2 separate regions of the Mus musculus genome follow, and region 1 is linked to region 2. Evidence: chromatin loops called from intact Hi-C (ENCODE). Cell type or tissue: gastrocnemius. All regions are shown on one strand. Each heading gives the region's core, and the rest is flanking DNA. Links, peaks and the distances in the headings are about the cores only.

The links. Hi-C counts contacts between places; a loop is a spot of excess contacts. Peaks named below come from ENCODE experiments on the same cell type or tissue, not always from the same donor. Only the 100,000 strongest peaks of a DNase experiment are listed, where the experiment ranks them.
Region 1: it touches region 2 in a loop (6-fold over the local background); 1 of 42 quality-filtered maps calls a loop at or near these places.

The regions. Positions count from the first base shown.
Region 1 is chr2:33,464,164-33,468,544 of GRCm38, reverse strand. It overlaps Zbtb43 (zinc finger and BTB domain containing 43), which reads left to right and starts at 13. Exons shown (of 3, transcript NM_001025594.1): 1 at 13-112; 2 at 3,571-3,631. In gastrocnemius, for the core only: no CTCF peak of the experiment used is centred there; a DNase peak (open chromatin) is centred at 2,480; H3K4me3 peaks cover 1,921 bases; H3K27ac peaks cover 2,406 bases.
Region 2 is chr2:32,958,938-32,963,318 of GRCm38, reverse strand. Lrsam1 (leucine rich repeat and sterile alpha motif containing 1) reads left to right here and starts at 1,678. Exons shown (of 26, transcript NM_199302.3): 1 at 1,678-1,757; 2 at 2,064-2,275; 3 at 3,706-3,802. The coding sequence starts at 3,731. It overlaps Rpl12 (ribosomal protein L12), which reads right to left and starts at 1,607. Exons shown (of 7, transcript NM_009076.3): 1 at 1,480-1,607; 2 at 1,197-1,270; 3 at 647-745; 4 at 253-334. The coding sequence starts at 1,516. Snora65 (small nucleolar RNA, H/ACA box 65) reads right to left here and starts at 18; the gene lies at 1-18. In gastrocnemius, for the core only: no CTCF peak of the experiment used is centred there; DNase peaks (open chromatin) are centred at 1,658, 2,352 and 2,492; H3K4me3 peaks cover 2,389 bases; H3K27ac peaks cover 2,556 bases.

The sequences.
Region 1 (4,381 bases), core at 254-4,253, 510 kb before region 2:
ACGAGAGGCTCGGGCGGAAGTTGTCCCCGCGGTGGCGGCGGAGAATAAGGCCTTGGTACGGCAACGGGGACGCTCCGGTAGGCTGGAGCTACGGGCGCGGAGCCGTCTGAAGGTACTGCGGGGCGGGGAGGCTGGGCGCTCGCGCGGGAGGTCGCGGTCGGGGTCACGAGTGGCCGCGACACGGGACACTGCTCTCCCTCCGACGGCGGTGATGCGGGACGGCGCGAGTGACTCCGAAGCCCCGGCGCCCCGGCTTAGAGTCCTGCGGCCTCCCGGGCGACCTCTTGGCCAAGGTCACCCCGCGGCAGGTGCACCGCCGCCTGGAGCTCTTGGAGAATCCGCCCCCGGGGCGACCTCCGGGTCGAGCCACCCACGCACGAACCGACGCCGCGAAGGAGAACCTCGCTGCCCTGAGTTTCGCCTCTTTGTCAGACCGTTGTCACCTGTTTTGTCCTCACCTGGCCTCTTGTCAGCTGGAGTTTATACTTTGCATCTTTGGTGGTGACAACCTTTGGACTTTGTCTTTACCTCTGTCTCCTCCCTTGCCTCAGTGTTTTTTGACTCTGCTTCTGCCCCCTCGGGCCGCCCTCTGGTTCAGGGCCCGAAAGTCACACTGACTTCTTGGTCATTTGTCTGTCTGTCTCTCTGTGTGTGTGTGTGTGTGTCTGTCTCTCTCTCTCTCTCTCTCTCTCTCTCTCTCTCTCTCTCTCTGCCAATGTTGTGTTCTTGTTCTCTCCTTCCCAACTGAGTTTGTTTAGGCAGGGCGGGCCTTGCCTGGACCTCTGAGCCATGGAAGGTGACTCATGACCCTGTAAAACTCCCCTGGCCGGGCACCATTACCAGTGGCCCGATCACAGTCTGGTCTCAGTTCTGACAAGTGTCACCAAACCTAATAAAGTGTCAGGAGCTACTGCTTTCACGGTGAAGGCCCATCTCAGGATCTAGGCAGTGGTTTGCGCAGGTCTCCACAACTCTTTGCTCTTTCCAGAAACCCTGGGTGGCCTCCAGGGCTGTTTGGAGCTGCTCTGTTTAACCAGGCCAGCATCTACAGGCTTAGGAAGGACTAGACTTCCATCTGCCTCTGAGACCCTTAACTTAGCACAGTAGCAGAGTTCTAGGAGCAGTTTACTGAAGAACTTAGAAACCTAATAGGAATCCATTCCCTGCTTGTTTCCAAAGTATTGTCTGAGACAGAGACACCATAGGGAGGAACACTGAAACTTTTGGAGTGGAGTGTATCTGGAATAGACAGGAGATGAAACATATTTTATCAAGTGCCTGAGTCAAGTAGGCTGCCTCAGTGGATACAGAGTTTTAAGAGATGGAAAGAACGTTCTAGAAATGGTTTGTGCACAACAGTGTGAATGCTACATAACTAACTCTGGTTTGCAACATTTAGTTGAATCCTTTGTAGCAATGCAAGCCAAGCCCTTCCCAGCAGCAGGTTCAGCTGATGTGGAGTTCCTTTCAATCTTGTAGCAGCAGTTTTCCCCTCCCTCCCGGCCCCTCTGGAGTCAGTGCAGAGATCTACTGAGGGGCAGCTTGAGAAACACATTACCTTTGACATGCCAAGAGCTTGTAAAACTGGAAAGATACTCCTTATTAGAGTAGAAAGTGTTCTGGTCTTTTTTCACAGGCTAGGCCTTTTTAGTTTTCTTGGATTTTTTTTTTTTTTTTTGGCTTTGTTTGTTTGTTTCTGTTTTATAAAACTTACCTGCCTTAAGGTCATTTCCCCAGCATTTGGTTTTTTTGTTTGGTTTAGTTTGGTTTGGTTTGGTTTTTTGAGACAAGATCTCTCTATACAGACAGGATGGCCTCAAACTCTGAGATACTCTTGCCTCTACCACCTGAATGCTGGAATTAGAGACTTTTGCCCACATGCCTGGCTTCAAGCTTTGTAATATGCCTAACAGTTGACTTATTGTTGTGTTTCATTGACTCTTGATGCCATCAAGTGTTTTCTGTTCACCAAGAAAAGAAACAGTGCCTGGAGCAGAATTCATTCCCAGCACTGTGTTTCTTTATCCTAATTAAAAACACTTTGACTTAGAGGTTTAAAGAATAAAATCAGTGCACATTCAATTGGTCTTAAAATCAGAAAAACATAAACAAAGACCCATCAGTTAAAGTGCCCAGGAAAGGGATGGCTCTCCGAGACAATCCGAGCCCTGCTCTTTGAATACTGTCTGCTTCAGAGTTGTAGCAGGTCCCTTATTGGTGGAGAGGAGAGGAGGAGAACTGTGGCAGACGGTCCCTTAGTGGTGTGAGGAGAGGAGGAGAACTATAGCAGACGACGGTCCCTTAGTTGCATCTCTAGTTGTTCCAAGTGGAGTCATCCTTTGTGTCATCAGAAACATTCATCGTGCCAGGAGTGCTTCAGTCATGACCTCAGTAGCCACAGCTGTTAAAACTGCAACATACATCCTGTCTAGTGTAGCCCATGGTACTTCCACCTCCCAAGAGCTGGGTTTTCTGTATGGCTGCCAGCTCCAGCTGGCAAAATCAGCTGACCTTCTGAACTGTAAGGAGTTGAGTGCTCCTGCAGGGCTGCTTAGCTATTAGCTCACCAGAACCCTCAGAGTGGGCCTCAAAATTTTTACAGACTTAGACAACGTGCTGCCACGGTTTCTTTCCCCAGCAGAAGTCCCTCCCTTCCAGGGGTGTGACACATATCATTAACAGTAAACTGAGGAAACTAAGTGTCCTTAGACTCTCGGCTGCTTTAAAGGCAGCAGGGCCTGACCAGAGCACTCTGGCCCAGTGTTGAGGTTTTGGGGAAAGGGGCAAAAAATGGATGGACCACTGGGAGAACCGGTGGGAAATGGAGGCCGTCCCCGGAAGCAACCTACTTCAGGGAGCTTTCTCCAGGGTTTCCATGCCATTATGAAAGGTTTGGAGATCGAGAGGGAGAAGCACCGAGGCAGATTATTCTTTGGGGTAACATGTTCTAGAAGAGCCATGAACTGCACAGATAATGTAGACACTAGTGTGGCAGGGTCTGAGGAGAGCATGAGAACTGTGGCAGACAGTCCCTTGGTGATGTAGAGAGGAGGAGAACTGTGGCAGACGGTCCCTTAGTGATGGAGAGGGGAGGAGGAGAACTGTGGCAGACGGTCCCTTAGTGGTTTAGAGGAGTGGAGGAGGGATGGAAATTGACAAGTTTCTCTTTGTCTCTGTTCTTTGGCTCTGGAGTTGGTTGTTGCTGGGAGTAACGGATGAGTAGTCACTTGTTACTAAGCAGACCTTTAGGTACTCAGTACGCATCTTTCCTGGCTGGCCATTCCTGGGTTTGACCAGGCAGGAAAGCAAGACGAATCTATAGAAGCACAACACTTTAGTTCAGGAATTGTCTCACAGTTCAGCCAAGATGGGGGAGAGGTACTAAATAGCCTGACCCTGCTCACACTGCCCAGTTTGACAGCCTAGGTTTGATCCCCCGCACCCAGGTGGTGGAAGAAGAGGACAAGCTCCAGCACCTTAAGTTTTCAATGTGATTTTTCCTTTCAGAACTGAGTGTGATTTAATTTAAAGCAAGACTGAGAAATGCATTCTCTCTCTGTATCCATTCAGACTGCTCTTTGATGGCCATGGCATAAGGAGCATTATCCTGGGAATACAGCTTTGCTCTTGGGTAAGCCACACATTTACTAGTAGTAATGTATTTTTAGGACTATATGTTATAATAATTTCCTATCAGCAAAAGCAATGTTTTTTTTTTTTTACTTAATAACTTGTTTGTTTGTTTGTTTATTTTTATGTGGGGATGTTTTGCCATCATGTGTACAACATATATGTGCCTGGTGCTCACAGAGGCCAGAAATTGGCATCAGATCACCTAGGCCTGGAAATGGCTGAGAGTTGTCATGTAGCTGCTGGGAATTGAACCTGGGTCCTCTGAAAGAGCAGCCAGTGCTCCTAGCCATTCTCTAACCCCTTGCCAAAGTTCAAATCAGGTCAGATGATTCCTCCATAGAAATGCTGTGTGCTTTAAGGCTTCTCACTAGAGTAATTTACATTAACAAGGCCCTTAATTTCAGACAGAGGTTTCTGCCAAATGAGTTTTTTTTACTTAGAAAAGTATTGATTAGAGTTGGAGTTAAACTTCTGAGGCACCCCTATCCGCACCCCTACCCGCACCCCTATCCGCACCCCTGAGCAGGCCTTGCCTTGAGAGCTTCCGCTTACTCTCTGAACCCAGTGGGATGTTGAGGCTCTCTGGTGCAGGGTTTCTGGCTGTTTTGTGGACGCAAGGCATTTGACTAACAAGAAGAATTTTGGTAGGCACAGGGTGTTGGTATTTTCTACATTTGTGCCAGACTTTAAATTTCCTAAAGCAACATTTACTGTAGTTACATGTGCCTTCTACAGTGAGCATGCAAAT
Region 2 (4,381 bases), core at 205-4,204:
AACAATACTGGTCAGGTGCAGTGGCGGGTGGCTGGGGCACAAGCAAGTCCTCACCAGCAGCCCTAACACGATTTTAGGGATGGAAACAGATAAAGTTAAACCCCTGAGGCACTGTTTCATTTCTGCACCCAGGAAAGGGAACAGACAACAGACGCCTACTGTGATCTCATTCCACCCCTAGGTCCCAAGAAAGGGGTCGACACAGCTGAGTAGCACACTGCAGCGGAAACCCAGGGAGTGGGGCCGACTCACTGTTCTTCTGCTTCTTCCTGTCTCTCGGTGGCTCCTTGAGGGCTTTGATGATCAGGGCTGAGGCAGAAGGCACCACCTCGATCTGCAAAGAGACTTGATGTGAACACAGCCCAGAAAACCAACCACCACCAGACACGCTAAAGGGCCCCGAAAAAACAGCTCGGCTAGCTAAGGTGCTTCCTGCTGGCCTCACCTCCAGAGTTGAATCCCTAGCATGGCGGACTCCTGCACCCTGGCACCTACTACTGACTTACAGTGAACCCTGTCGTATAGCCCTCCCACAAGGATAAAATCCGATTCACCGGGACAGGGAAATCTTTGCCAAGACCCATGATTCCTGAGGGCTGCTATCTCAACCCTTCCCTCAACCCCCCACAGCAAGCAATGTAAATACCTGGGCCTGTCTGTTCTGGATGGTCAGTTTCACTGTAATTCTGAGACCCTTCCAGTCACCGGTAGCCTTGGCAATGTCATCGCCAACTTTCTTCGGAGACTGTAGAAATAATAGCATTCGTTACCATGTGCCCAAAGTTGAAGCCAGGACCTTCAAGCTCACCGCCAGCCCTCCTCACCGTCCCACAGGAGCCTGCCCACAATGGCTCCACATCCTTCTTCACTAAGACAACTCTGCAGTAAGGGCTAACAAAGCAAAACACTTTCTGCTGCAATGGGGAACCCTCGGAGCTTTAAACACTAGGTTCCCGTGCGTTACCCACGGAGGCTAGTGGATTTAAGCAAGTCCAATGGCTGCCTCAACCGGGCTGTGGCACGAGCCTCCGTGCACGTGTTATCTCAGTTTTCCTTTGCGTCCCAAGTCCCAGCACCCACATCCCGGCCTGCACCAGGGACATGGTGGCCTCTTCTGCCCTCCACGGGGACAGAACACATCTACAGGCCAAACAGCATGCACGTTAGAGGTCTACGGCTCGGGAGCGACGACTTACCAGACCCAGAGGACCGATCTTCGGGGCCAAGGCGGATGTGGCGCCGACCTCGCCTCCGGTGCACCTCAGGTACACTGAAGAAAAAGCAAAATCAGAACCTCTGCGGCGCAGGCCGCCCTGCGCGCTGCCGTCGGGCTTCAGATGTCCCGGGCCAGGCCTTACCCTAAGGCGCACGGGCCGCCAGAGCGTCGGGCTCCCTCCCCTCTTACACACGTGGCAGCCAAGGCCCAAGGGAGACCCGCCAGGCCCCGGGACAGCACCCGGGCGCGGCGAGGGCACGCACCGACTTTGACCTCGTTGGGGTCGAACTTGGGCGGCATGGTGGAGGCGGCTGGTGTCGGATGAACCCGGATTCGGGACGACCGAAGAAAGTTGCACCGTTGCCTCCTCCGAGCCGAAAGCCGAAAAGACGGATCCTGCTCCGCCCACGCCGGATATAGGCGGAAAAGCTCAGCTCTCGCGAGAACCGCTGGCCCCACCCAGTCTCTGGGCGACACCCTGGTCGCCCTGTTTCTTATGGGCAGGCGTCTGCGGCAGAGGACTGCAGAGCTTGGTCTGTGGGTGAGCTCGGGATTCGGAAGGGGTAAATGTTCGGAGCACCTTGCCTGGGCAACAGAGTAGGGCTGCACCAGAGGTCCTGGTTCCTGGTCCACGTTCCCTTCTCTTGACGGTGACTCTGGAGCCCCTGGGACCCAGCCCAGGGCCCCGCCCCTCCCCTAAGGGATCTGCACCTGACTTGAGCGACCCTAGTACCAGTGCCACCCTAGTACCCTCCTAACCTGTTTGCGGTATGTGCATGTTAGTTACAGAAACAAACTATTCGAGTCTAATCACGAGTCTTTAATTCTGCAATTCCTTGGTTTCTAGAATCTCGAGACTTTGTCATCCTGAGTTGCGTGTCTTTCTGAAATTTAAAGTTTCGGTGCTCACTTCTATGTTTGAAGGAGACCGGACACCAGCTCAGCTTTTGGGGGCCAATGGTTTGTATCTGTGGCCAAGTCTTCGGAGTGACTGGCCTACCTTGAGGTCCACCCAAGAATCGGAACATCGGTGGAGGACCTCCCCATCCACAGAGCCAGGTTAGCCGCTGGCCAGCCCTGCCAGGGAAGGATGGGTGTGGTTCTTCCCAGCCAAGCTGGACCATCAGGAAAGTTCAAACCAGAACTGAACGAGCCCTGCTGAGAACGGTGAGGGAGGGGGAATTGGCAGAGATAGTCATTGAAGAAGGTATTTGGAAATGTAGATCTGGAGGATGGGGGCGAGGGAGGCTAGTCATTAGTGAGCCATCTGTAAGGGATTTAAGTCGTGGCCATCAGATAGGGATGGAGGGAGCTGTCTCTCAGGAGTGCTGCAATTGAGTGCGGAGAGTCCTGAGCAGGCCCTGCAGGCCCAGCAACCTCCTCTGACAGCCCACGCCCACAAATGGAGACCTGAAATCCCTCAGGACCACATGTGTCCTCTACTGCAAGGCTCCTCCAGCCCTCTTCTCCTTAGCAACTGTAATAGTACCTGAGTGCATTTGTCATGTGTGTGGTACCCTGTGGCAGAGTCTATGGCATAGACCTGACATACATGAAGTCACTGACCCCACAGAGGCCAGCATTGGCAACATTGCTCCATATTACAAATGAGGAAACCGGCTCCGACCAGTGACACAAAGTGACACAGCTAATGTCTTAGGTGTCAGAGCCCATGCCGTGAGTTACACACTTCCTCCAAATGATTATGTCCTTCCTATTGCTGGCCCTTAGACAGCACTGGAAGTTGCAGCCAGCTATGGGCAGCCAGCTACTGAATTCAGGACACAATGATTAACTTGGCTAAACTGGGAGGTCCAAGGAGCCGTGCAAGCGGCACAGGATCAGGACTTGAAAGGCAAGTGTCCCAGCCTGGTGTTTCTACAACCCAGGTCATATCACCAGATGAATGACCTTACTCAGCATCGGATTCTCCACGGGGCTGTAAGGAGAACCAAATGAGCAGTAGCTGGAAGCCTGCTAAGGTGCCTGAAGATTGCATTTTGATTTTTGCTTAACTCATAGATCTCTCTAGTATTGATATAGTTGAGTTCCCCCAAGTCACGGCTACCTCCAGTTTGGTCTTGATGGTTCCATCCTGACAATTTCCAGAGCTGGAAGTGACTCATCAGCTGAGTCTGTCCAGAGTCTTCAGAGAACATCCTTGGAAGGCACCTGGGGGAATCTTCCCTTGGTGGGGGAAACGCTTAGCACTGGGAGGGTGATGCCGGCGCCGCAGAGGGGCAGTGGCAAAGTAGGTCGAGCCCAGAGTACTTGGCGTGTTCTGTTCTTTCTACTCTAGGCTTTGCTTTGTCAGTAAAACAAAGTGTTGGGCTCTGTCGTGTGGGCTCAGGGCCCAGCTGGATGAGGTAGACAGCCCGGCCCACATGGAACGCACAGTCTTGCAGACAGCTGCTGCACTGCTGAGCTGCCTGTCTGCAGGTCGGACGCAGTGCAAGTTCCCAGGCGCTGATCTCTCTGCCGTCCTCTAGGGTCCAGAAGAGCTCACACCGGAGGATGCCCCTCTTCTTTCGGAAGCGGAAACCCAGTGAGGAGGCTCGAAAACGCCTGGAGTACCAGATGTGTCTGGTAAGGCTCAGCGTATTCTCTCGGGCTCCTCGGCTCCCCTTTTGCACCCTGGGTAACTCTGCCTTCCCAGCCCTGGGAGTGCCCTTCCTCGCAGGATGCGTGTGTGGCACTACCTGATGGTTTCTTTCCCTGCTGGACCTCAGTCACTGTGGCTGTGGCCCCTTCCAGCTCCTTACATCTATGGGCTTTTCCCTTATTTTCTCCATTCTACAAGGATGTTTTACCTGAATACTTTTTTTTTTCTTTTAAAGCCTTGAGAACTAGGTGTGGTGGCTTATACCTGTGATCTTGGCCTCTGGGAGGCTGAGGCAAGAAGACTGCCCCAGGTTCAGTGCTATAGAGGGCTACACTGTGAGTCCAGGTTAGCCTGAGCTATAGAGATCCTGTCTGCAGAAATAGCCTCAGTTGCACCAGGAAATAAAATGTTGCATGTGCTCAGACAGCCCCTAACCCAGTCACTGAGGGCAGGGTGAGAAAGCAAGAACTCAGGAAGGGAATGCAGAGAGCCAACCAAAACAAAACAAAAAGGCTGAAAAACCATAACCAGTTACCACTAACCTTTATTTTTTTTTAAAGATT